Regions from separate parts of the Homo sapiens genome. Here region 2 is linked to region 1. Evidence: chromatin contacts called from ENCODE Hi-C or POLR2A ChIA-PET data. All regions are on one chromosome and are shown on one strand. The core of a region is the stretch at or near the end of the contact, and the rest is flanking DNA. Distances in the headings are between cores, read along the strand shown. Region 1 overlaps TBC1D22A (TBC1 domain family member 22A). Region 2 overlaps TBC1D22A (TBC1 domain family member 22A).

Evidence for each region. A loop is a pair of places that touch in the nucleus more often than their neighbours do. ChIA-PET counts read pairs that join two places held with the same protein, here RNA polymerase II (POLR2A). Pooled maps may share reads with other maps.
Region 2: a loop to region 1 is called in a map of gastrocnemius medialis, with 3 times the contacts of the local background. The contact joins two enhancer-like sites. A Hi-C loop is called at or near these places in 4 of 168 maps with a recorded cell type or tissue (endothelial cell of umbilical vein, gastrocnemius medialis, heart left ventricle and 1 more) and 4 of 50 pooled maps. POLR2A ChIA-PET finds 5 or more read pairs at or near these places in 1 of 52 experiments (WTC11).

What each region holds. Positions count from the first base shown.
Region 1 is chr22:46,843,663-46,849,141 of GRCh38, forward strand. All of the region lies in intron 4 of TBC1D22A (TBC1 domain family member 22A), which reads left to right. Among named protein-coding and RNA genes, the nearest start is that of TBC1D22A-AS1, 70 kb to the right of the region's middle. Within about 2 kb of position 2,254, at least 2 of the 41 ENCODE cell types and tissues checked have a DNase peak (open chromatin) inside an H3K27ac peak, as active enhancers do; they include endothelial cell of umbilical vein, where a contact is called at or near this core.
Region 2 is chr22:46,932,380-46,937,858 of GRCh38, forward strand. The region is part of intron 8 of TBC1D22A (TBC1 domain family member 22A); the gene reads left to right. Among named protein-coding and RNA genes, the nearest start is that of TBC1D22A-AS1, 19 kb to the left of the region's middle. RefSeq lists enhancers at 1,147-1,196, 1,207-1,376, 1,910-3,109, 3,476-4,041. Within about 2 kb of position 2,677, at least 13 of the 41 ENCODE cell types and tissues checked have a DNase peak (open chromatin) inside an H3K27ac peak, as active enhancers do; they include endothelial cell of umbilical vein, where a contact is called at or near this core.

The DNA.
Region 1 (5,479 bases), core at 1,004-3,503:
ATCTGTTTTGGGGGTAAACGGGGCACTCTTAACAGTTTAAGAGGGGCAGGTGAGCGGTGAACTGGGTAAACTGAGATGTATGATATCCTAGTTCCCTGGGGTGAAGGAGGCCAAGCTTTTCTGTTAATGAAAATAAACTGCATCTCATTCACAGCGGATTGACCTGTGAGCGTAAACACAGCCTGGGGAGTAGCACCCGGCAGCACCCTGTGTTCTCACATCATCGGGAAGGACAGCTGCCTTCCATTCATCATGCTGGCAGATGCCGTTGGCTGTGCTGGGGCCAGAAAGCATTTGGGATGGGGTCAGGACATCTCAAGGCAGATAGATGTTTGTGGGGTTGTTCGGTCTTGAGGGTCACACGGTCTCTGTCTTCTTGGCTGTCATTTGCAAAGGAGTACAAGCTTGGGCTGGACTGGCCAGCCAGCCTTCCTGTGGGTGTAAACATGTGGGTAAGGCATGCTAGATGCTGGGCGTGGGCACTCTGGTCCAAGCACATTCTTATCAAGCCGTTCTAAGCATTCCAAGTAGGAGTCTCATTGAGAAGCATCCCCGTCTGTGGTCTTGCCATGCCACGGTGCCCATGTCCAGCAGTCACTGAGTACACCGTTAACTGCTGTGTAGACCGTGAACTATTCCACTGCGTGCTGCTTCCTTCTCTTCTTACTCTCCTCTTTGGAGAAGTTTATAAGCTTAGTTGCATTTAGTTATAAAGCATCTGGGCAGCCCTGTCTCCCTCTGATTGTACCCCCTGTGGGCATTCATTAAGCACCTCCTCTGTGCCAGGCAGTGTAGCCACCAGCATAAAGCTAGTGACTGAGTGTGTGCCAGATGTCTGTGTGGTTGAGTCGTCAGCTTGACGTGGTGGGACAGAAGTGAGTTTGCAGGAGACTGGGTATAAGGATGGGGAGAGCTTATGGGTGGGTAGAGGAGCACAGCACAGCCAGAGTGAACCAGGCAGAGGTGGGGCCGAGTGATTCCTGGGAAGGGTTGGGCTGAGCTGGATGCTTCCATCTGGGTCCCCCGTGGGGTCTGGAGCAGTCACTTACCCAGTTGTAATGAAGCCCTCCTGCTCACTTGCAGGCATCATAGCAGTTGACGGTCTGAGCACAGTGAGGCTGGCCTGGACGTCTGAGCGGGGTCATCCCAGGCCCAGGGGTCCTACTGGGCTCTTAAGTGGAGAGTGGTAGGAGACTGTTGGGTTGGAGATGCTGCGCCCTCCTTCATGCCAGCAAGTATTGCCTGGGTGGTCTCAAAAGTCCTGTGCCATAGTCAGATTTGGTTTCTAGGACTTCTCCAACTCTGGAATTCTCTGGAGAAGGGAGTCCTGTCTGTGCCTGGAGTCCAGTGGGCCCTGGTGTTTCTTGGTCATACCCTGGCGTCCAGTGACTGTAGTCTTTGATTCCTGCATTATCTGCAGGCGGTTGCCTGTGCCAGGAGAAGGCCATTTTGGTGAGACGAGGAATGTCTTTGTTGATCCGTGGAGGAAAGAACGTAACAGTGGGATATTGAGATTGTTAATCAATTGTTTTAGGATAAATACCCAACTTTCTCTCCTCTTAGCTGATTAGATTCCATCTTTCTCTGTGCTTGAGACGTAAGGACGTCTGTGCTTGGGCACAAGGTTGTATCTGACGTTATTTTCAGTCTTCTACATGGATCCTGAATAAGTCTTTTGTTCCATGGAGAAGATTAAGGGCAGTATTTGGTTGGAAAATTTTTAATGAAGCACCTAACAGAGCTATTATTATTCATTTCTGAAACAACTTGCTGCGGTTACCGTAGTAATATTAAGCCTTTTATTAAATATTTTTCCTTTCGGTTTTGAGGTAAGTTTTCATTAAATGCTGATGGGGGAGCTGGAGATCCACGAACCTGGTGTCTGGAAAGAATTTTCTAGCTCTGCTGAGTTAAATCATTCAAGGAATTTATGTTATGGGAACATAAAGCTTATAAATCTAGTTTATCATATCTATCATTTAATTGTTCATGCAAGCCAGCTCTTCATGTAGCGATTTACAGTAATCTCAGTGAAATAACAGTGTTGTGTCCCAAAATGAATAATGCATGCCAAGAAATTGTTGAGCTCCTTAAAATCATTATGCTCAAAATATTAGGCTCTTTTATTTGAAAGTGATAGAATGATGATCATGTACTAGTTGCAAGCTGGGGACTTCAGAGTCTGTCGTTCCTGCTTTGCGTTGGGTCGCCAGCCCTCAGGAAGGAACCGCGGCGAGCCGATTCCAGGAGGAGGATACGCCTTGCTGCAGTCGGCCCGCAGGAGCAGCCGGGGAGCTGGCAACAGCCAGGGCTCTGTGGGAGGGCTGGGATGTTGGCTTAGGGGTAAAAAAATTCTGTGTTTAAAAGATGAGATGCTTTTTAGACATCCATCTGTCTGGGACAAGAAATGGGTATCTTGCCATTAGTATTGTTGCCAGGCAGAAACCATGGAGTTTATCACAATGCATCTGGAAGGCAGCAATGTGCCGAGTGCTTTTTCTCCCCTCTCCTGTTACTCATCTATCTCAACAGCACACATATACCATGATGTGGTTTTAAATAATGAGGCAAACAGGCAATAGCTGTTGTGATCTTTCAATGAGAATGGTTTAGTGAGTTGGATTTGTTGCTAGCAGCACTGATCCATTTGTATGTATGTTTGTCAGTGGGCGTGGCGACATCGCTTACTCACCTATGCTTTCCGTCTTTGAAGAGCTACCCTGCAAGCAGTGTTGAGGTCAGAGGAGACAGTTCACTGTGGGCTGTGGGGTGCTTAAGTGTGGGAGGAAGGGTGACTTCTTTTCCAGAAGAGGGAAAGGCTCTGCTCCTCGGGAAATGGACGGAGTTTTCCCCAATGGGAATATCATCAATCATTGTCATCAGGCCTGGGCCACCTTTACCATCTCTCACACTTAAAAAACAAAAAAAACTGTGTTATAAAAAATTTCAAACATGCACAAAGATCGAGAGAACAGTGCAGTGAAGCAACACACCTATCAGCCAGATTCGGCGGGTATCAAGATACGCCACCAGCCTCTCATCTTCACCCGGATTCGGCGGGTATCAAGATATGCCACCAGCCTCTCATCTTCACCCGGATTCGGCGGGTATCAAGATATGCCACCAGCCTCTCATCTGTCCCATTCTTTTCTTTTTCTTTTTCTTTTCCTTCTCCTTTGCTGGAGTATTTCAAAGCAAACCCCAGACATCCTGTCATTTCCCCTTTCTGTACGTCAGTATACATTCCACAAAAAACAAAACAACTCCTGCGGTTTTCAGAACCCGGTGCTGGTGCCGTCGAGAGACTGTTTAGGCGGGTGTCCCCTTCTGTGGAATCTCGCGTGGGGTTCAGCAGTCCAGGGCCGGGCCTTGGAGGCCATCAGCCTTCCTTATCGGCTGTGCAACTAATGATCTTTGGTCAATTGGGACTGGACTGAGGACTCTGCAGTGTGGAAAACCAGTTCTGCGGTGACCTCTCCCTCATTTTTGGAGACCCCAGGTGGGCCTAACCTGGAGGCATTTGGTATGTTTTGTGCCATTAGTTTGACATTTAGATTCCCACATAGGAGAAATAGTGTAGAAGAGATTGCCACCATGGGAGACCTGGGAGGCAGGAGGCCTGGCCTCAGGTGTCCTGGAGAGTTGTAAAGGCCAGAATACACCTTTTCGGAGGAGCAGAAGTCACCTAGCCAGTGCTGGTTTACATATCTACCAGTATCTGCCCTAGACGTACCCAGTAGGTCCTAAGGCATGAAGGTTGGCCTGGTTTATGTTATGTGTCATTTTCCTCACTTCTGTTTGTCAAGAACATTTTCTGCACGTTGAGAATGATCATTGTTACGCATTCTGCTGCTTCTCTGCCTTTCTTCTATCCCTTCTCTTCACACGCTCCTCCTGCCCCACTGTGTGGACGTGTCTGTAGGAAAATGTGGGGTGTGTTGGGTTTTCCTGTTGGTCTAAGTCATGCCTGCCAGGTCTGTTGATGATGTCTGAGGTCTGTGTTTTTCTCAGGTTAGGACTTTTGAGTCCTTTCTTACAAAGGGCTTTATGTACAAAACAACCCTGTAGTAGAGGCACCCAGGCTTGTTGGTCCTCTGTGTTTGGAGAGGAGTGCCCCACTCATTCCAGGGAGGGAAAATGGGGTTTGAAATGAAAAAGTTTCCATTGTAAATGGACACTTTTATGTAAAACATCTAAAAACATGTAGAGGACCAGTTCTGATGGCACCTAGAGAAATAGTCAAGGTACCCTAGTGGGTGTGTGTGTGTGTGTGTGTGTGTGTGTGTGTGTGTGCGCGCGCGCACGCGCTCTACACAGTAAATACCCGGAGGGAAGACTGCAAACACTTCTTGAGCAGCAGATATTCTTTCTGGGTGACATTCCTTCTTAGAAGGGAGGGGTTGGGAAACTATTAAATAGTTGGGAGAGTGATCTAAGTTAGTTGGATGATGGCTTTGTGATAGGAAGTTTTTGCTCATTAAGAGCGGCTTTAAAGCTTTTAATTTTTATATACTTCTGCCTGTAACTTTCCCCACTCCCTCCAAAAAAATGGTATCGCGGAGGCGGTGTCAGAAGAGCCCCAGAAGTATTCTAGTGGAACTCAGGTCGTCCTCCACCCTTGCGGGCATAAATCTCATGCTAGAAGCTTTCCTTCAGGGACCCGAGAGAACAGGGAAGGAGTGCTTGCTGTTGGAAGGCAGTGGAGAGCCAGCTAGAGGTGATTCTAGGCTCATGAACTAGTCTATGACTAACTGCAGTGAGTTTTTAAAGCAGGTTGTATAAGAAGTTTAAGTGATGCCTCATCGAGGCTCTGATTTCAGAGCAGCCTGTATGGTTCTCTAAGCCGAGGGAGAGACCTGGCGCAACAGGGAGTCGACCAACCGTTTGCAGCCCCTCTGTCAGTGCCTTAGACAGGAATCCAGGTAGGCTCTCTCTGGTACAAATGTTATTGCCTTTTTCTTGGTAACAAGGGCTTTTTGGTTGGCATTGCTGAGTCTGTATGATGATGTTTATGCTGTTACTGTATATTACTTTTTTATGGCATACTATTTCTGTTGCAAATAGTCATAAATATTGTTACAGTTTTGAGTGCATTATGACACGTTGCTCTAAGTAGTCTCACGTACACTTTGGGTTGCAGGGCTGAGCAATTTGTATTTTTCCTTTGGTGTTTCTTTGAGTGTGTTTCAGCCCACCGTAATAGCACCTCACTGCTTCACCATGCAGTTTTTTTTTTTTTTAAACTCCTATGACATTTCATTGCTGGTAGGGACCTCATGGGGACCCTTAACCAGTGCACCCTCTCCTCCCTGTCCCCAGTCTCTGTTTGAGCCATTTTGTGATACATGGTTCACAGATCACCCTCAGATCCTGGATTCACCACTTAGTAGCTAGTTACAATACTTAACCCCATCTGTCTGGAGTGGCTATCTCACAATTTGTGTGACGCTCTAGGCAGAGGGCGTGGTTGTGGCCATTA
Region 2 (5,479 bases), core at 1,427-3,926, 89 kb after region 1:
ATGTGGTGTTGATTTTTTCTTGGTCATATATTTGCAATATTTGTCCTTCAGCTTTTGCATTTGTATCCACGAGTGACAGTGGTGTGTAGGGTTTTTTGGTGGAGTACCGTTTTCCTCAGGTTTAGGAATAAATGTTATGCTTGCCTCATAAAAGGAAGTAGGAAGTTTACTTCATTTCCCATGGCCCCCTCCCCGTGTCTTCTCCTCCCCATGGTTTTCCACCCATCACGGAGCCTTGGGTGGGTGGCAAGGGGCGATCGCGGTGGAGATGACTCCTTCTCACTGGCAGTGTGGCATTCTCTGAGGATAGGGTTTAGTGCAGTGTGCGTTGTCCTTCTTGCTTTTTTTTTTTTTTTTTTTTTTGAGATGGAGTCTCGCCCTGTTGCCCAGGCTGAAGTGAAGTGGTGTGATCTTGGCTCACTGCAACCTCTGCCTCCCAGGTTCAAGCAATTCTCCTGCCTCAGCCTCCTGATTAGCTGGGATTACAGGCACCTGCCACCACGCCTGGCTAATTTTTTTATTTTTAGTAGAGATGAGGTTTCACCATGTTGGTTAGGCTAGTCTTGAACTCCTGACCTTGTGATCCGCCTGCCTTGGCCTCCCAAAGTGCTGGGATGACAGGCGTGAGCCACTGTGCCCGGCCTCCTCCTTGCTTTTTGGCATCATTTGGGAGGAAGTGCTGGGAGCAGGTAGCTTGCTGGCTGCCATTGTCTTCTGCTACTTGCATTTCCTCCCTCTGGAAATTTTACATTTTCTGCCTAGCACCCATCTGCCTTCCATTCCTATCTTTGAGCTGTTAGGATCCATCAGCAGTTCTAGCAGGTGGCATTCTTCTCAGGACCACTTTCTCCAAATAAACAAAAGTTAATCATGATCACAACCACAGCGTGTGCTCTGAGCAGAGGGCAGAGGACAGTCAAGGTGAGGTGCAGGTCCTGGGCCTCAGGTGGGCCTTCCCATTAGGTAAGCAGTGTCTTCCGATCCTCAGTAGAAGGAGAGGTTTCTCCAGGTCCAGGATTTTCAGCATGGCTTGGAATTAGTCGAAGCCATGGAGATGAATTGAGGTGTGTGAAAGTTCTGCTCTTGGACAGGGCTTTCTCTTGGCCAACCCAGTGGGAGGGAAACGAGGCAGTCTCTGATGGGGTGAGAGGAAGTTCTTCTTCCTCTCCTGAGTCTCTGCCCTCTCTGGCCTCTTCCACACAGGGATGCTATTTAATTCTGAGGACAGAGACAGGGAGAGACCACTGGGGGGGGGTTGGCCCCCTGTGCCAGGGTGGCACTGGCCGGCAGCCTCTGCACTCAGATGCGTGTGTTCTCTCTCTGCACTGCCCGGGGCGGGTGTTGACTGCAGCCACGTGGCCCCTGAGCACGGGAAATGTGACCAGCACCACTGAAGGTTCAGTTCTGTTTCATTTTCATTTATTTCAAATTAAGTAGCCACACGTGGCTTGGTTCTGGTCTTGGGAAACACAGCTTTAGTGTGAGAGGAAGCAGAGGTGGGGACAGGGGTGTGGGGATGAGCCAGGCTGAGTTGAGGCTGTGTGGCCAGGTGGTCTCCAGCGTTTAGCCTTTTCACACTTGAGAAAGCTGGACTCCCACTTTGTGGGGTGTGGGAGTTTATATTTGATATGTGCCTTTTAATATTTTCTTTTTTCTATTTGCTTTTCTTGCCATCTTTATCTTCTCGAAAGGAAAAACAAAATGGCACAGGCAAGGCTTTTTGACCCAGTGAATGGGTGAGTTTGCAGACTTTTTATTTCTCATGATCCAAGTAAGGATTTGTAGTTTTCATGATCAAAATTAAATTTTCTCTTTGCAGATAACTAAGGAATCTACTTTACCTTGAAATTTTAAGTACCAGGGAAAAAGGACATGAGAGTTATGTGTTTATCAAAAGTGGAGACACTCAAGTGCGTAGCAGAAGGCACTGGGCTTTGGAGTCCTGGAAACCTCGGTTACATTCTCAGCCTTCGTGCTCTGGGGTGTGTGGTACGCGTGGGCACGCACCCTTTCTCAGTGCCGTAAACTCGGGCCAGTGGGAGTAGTGAGTATCTTGGAGGGTTGTTAGGAAAGTTAAAGACTCCAGTGTGCAGTTGGCTGTCAGCAAATTGCAGCTCCTTTCACTTGCCAGAGAGAGCAGGAGTCTCTCACCATCCCCCAAATCGTCTATACTACTCTTGGGGAAGACTCTTCTTTTTTAGGACTCACTTCATAAGACGGCAAGGACTCTGCCATTGCAGTCCCTTGGCAGTAGTGATGGAGTCCTGAGGGTGAGGCGCGTCCATGCTCTAGCCCGGGGACACGTCACCCACTTCCAGGAAGGGTCTGCTCTAAGTCTGTCTCCTCTCTGGTTCAGTGCAGGGCAATGCGTGCCGCCCCCGCTCAGCGTTGCCTCGAGTGTTGGTGTTACGCTGCTGGAGAGGGAGCAGCTCATGTGAAATATGGTCTGCCCACCCTTCGCCTGTCCAGGGGCCCTCCCTGGGCTCAGGGGCCATCAGCGTGTGGTGGCCACAGCGTTTTCACAAGGCCAGCTTGCCTGGTGAAGGGAGAGGGTGGGGAGGGGAGGTGAGTCTCCTTTAGAAAGCTGTTTGATATCATGGTTAGAGGTTTGGTGGTTTCAGTTAACTTGATTTTCTGTTCAATAGGGGCCTGGGTGTGCTGGGCTTCCTCTGAGTGTCTCATCATGCAGGTTTTCAGGGTGAGTCATCTGTGTGTCAGGCACAGCTGGTCACTGATATGACTCCCCAAGCAATGAAGGCATCAGTAGGTTTCGAAAGTGGCCTTAAGAAGGTACAAGTAATATTACCTCTGATGTCAGCCAAGCAGAGTAGAGTCCAACATTAGCACCTTCTCTCCTGTAGCTCACATTCAGAGGGCTGGGACGAAGCCCCTGTATTTCAGCAAATTAGAAACTTTGGTTGAACATTCAGGACTCTAAGTGATATCCTGGAGTACATGAGAAAAAATGGGAATTCTTGTTAAAAAGTGAGTCAAAAAAATTATAATCCTGAAGTTGCCTCTGGGTTACTGAGTTCGCACAGTGAATTCAGATGCACCCCCACTCCCCCGCAGCCCCTGTCACAAGGGCCGTATGGGCAGTTTGAAAATACAGTTAGAAACCATGAAGCTTCAGAAAGTTCTTGGAAAATGACCAGTCATTAAATGGATTCAAAGCTCGAAGTTTGGGTGACATTTCTCCCTGTGATTCCGTCTCGCCCCCCTCCTTTCCGAGTCTAGGAGTCTTGCAGCGGTCACTTCCCCAGGCGGCTCTGCTGCTGTGCTATGGGCCGTCTGTGGGCTGGAACCAGTTAGACTTCCTCCCTGTCCTTCTATCCCATTCTCTTCCTCAAAGATGCCCGTGTCTCTGTAGCCTTTGCTGTCGCGCTGTCTCCTGGGCCCTCCTCTGAACTCTGAACCCATGTCTCTGTAGCCTTTGCTGTTGTGCTGTCTCCTGGCCCCTCCTCTGAACTCTGACCCCGTGTCTCTGTAGCCTTTGCTGTCGCGCTGTCTCCTGGCCCCTCCTCTGAACTCTGAACCCATGACTCTGTAGCCTTTGCTGTTGTGCTGTCTCCTGGCCCCTCCTCTGAACTCTGAAGCGCTGTGCTTATGCAACTGTTTGCTGTCACTTGATCACTGTCAGCATTGGATTATTCTGTCCTCATCAGCTTTTGAGTTAATGCCAGGCTCTGAGTGCCTCATCCTCAGCACTGTTCCACCTTAGTGGAGAATTTATTAGGTGCCAGAGGGTGCCGGGCATGTGCTGGTCACCTTGACACTCATGGTTCTTTCCTTGAGTTGTCCCCTCACCTGTGATGGCTGTAGGGACTTGTTGCCTTTGCGCTGTGATTGGGTGAGGCCTGGGAGCCTCAGTGTGGTGGGTCCTCCTGGGGCCAGGCTCCTCGCGGTTCTGCACGCCCTCTTCCTGGGGCCAGGCTCCTCGCAGTTCTGCACGCCCTCGTCCTGGGGCCAGGCTCCTCGTGGTTCTGCATGCCCTCGTGGCTCCCCGCACAGCCTCCCTGCTGGGGAGCTTTCAGGATTCCTCCAGAAGCAACTCAGAATATACAGGCAGTGCCCCAAACAGTACATAGCACATCTCTTTAATGAACTGTGCCCGCTGGGGCCTGGGGCCAGGGCCGGCATTCCCATCCTCCTTTGATGATCTCCATTACCAAACAATTTTGGCGGACAGCCTGACAAGCGGAGCGTGAGACAGACTCATGGTAATTATGGATCTTTCTGTCGGATTCTGGACAAGGGCTGTCAGTTAACCGCTCAGGCTCTGCAATGGAGCCCTGAACAAAAGAATCAGGTGTGAACGGGAGCCTCACTCTGCGAGGACACACAGCCCAGTAGGGCAGAAAGTTATTCTTGAGTATTTACCAGGCTGGCAAGGAGCAGTATTTACCCTGCTCTTCGTAAGCCACACTGACCTAGTCTGCAGCAGTTTTAAAGTTTTTAACTCAAAGTAAAAACAAAACTACTCACCAAAAAGCAAACTCACAAAAATAAACGAATGAGACTAGTCTTGGGGACTGAAAATTGTTTCAAAATCTCTAAGTGTACAGCTGTTCTTGAGATTAATGTTTTCAGCTGACAGTCATCATGCTTGGCTTTTTTGTGGGGGGCAGTGACAGATAGGGTTCTTCTGTGGTCTCCTGAGGAGGGCCGCAGGGATTTGCATTCCGGCACAGGTATGCTCTGCGCTTTGCTTTTGTTTTGAAGAAAGGCATAATCTCGTGTCCATTTTAGGATGTTTGAACATTTCAAACTATTTTATAAGGATTGATGTTTTGTGATTTTTATCCTGTTCTTCAAAGAACAAGGAGAAAATCTTATTTTTAAAAAATAGAAGAAAATGCATTCTAGCCTGCAGTTACCACATGGACCCACCGCATCTGTGGGGAATCCAGGATATACAGTTCTGCGCCACATAATGACGTTTCTGTCAACACTGGATGGCGTATACCACAGAACTGTGTGCGAGCTGGAGAATTCCTCTCACCTGGTGACATCATGGCCATTGTAATGTCTTAGCAGCATGCATTAACCACGTGTTTGTGCTGATGCTGGTGTCAACAAACCTACTGCACTGCCGGTCTGTAAGAAATGCAGTTCATAATACTTGATCATGATAGTAAATGACTGTGTTACTGGTTTAAGTGCTTAGTATACTATAATCGTTATTTTAGAATGTAATACTTCTAAAAAAAAAGTTATTTAAAAAAAAAGTTAACTGTAAAACAGCCTCAGGCTGGTCTTTCAGGAGGTATCCAGAAGAAGGCATAGTTATCAGAGGAGACGATAGCTCCCTGTGTGCTGTTGTCCCTGAAGACCTTCCAGTGGGACAAGGTGTGGAGGTGGAATTAATGTGATATTGATGATCCTGTGATATGAATGATCCTGACCCTGTGTAGGCCTAGGCTAATGTGTGTGTTTGTATCTTAGCATTTAACAAAAAAGTTGAAAAAGTAAAAAAAAA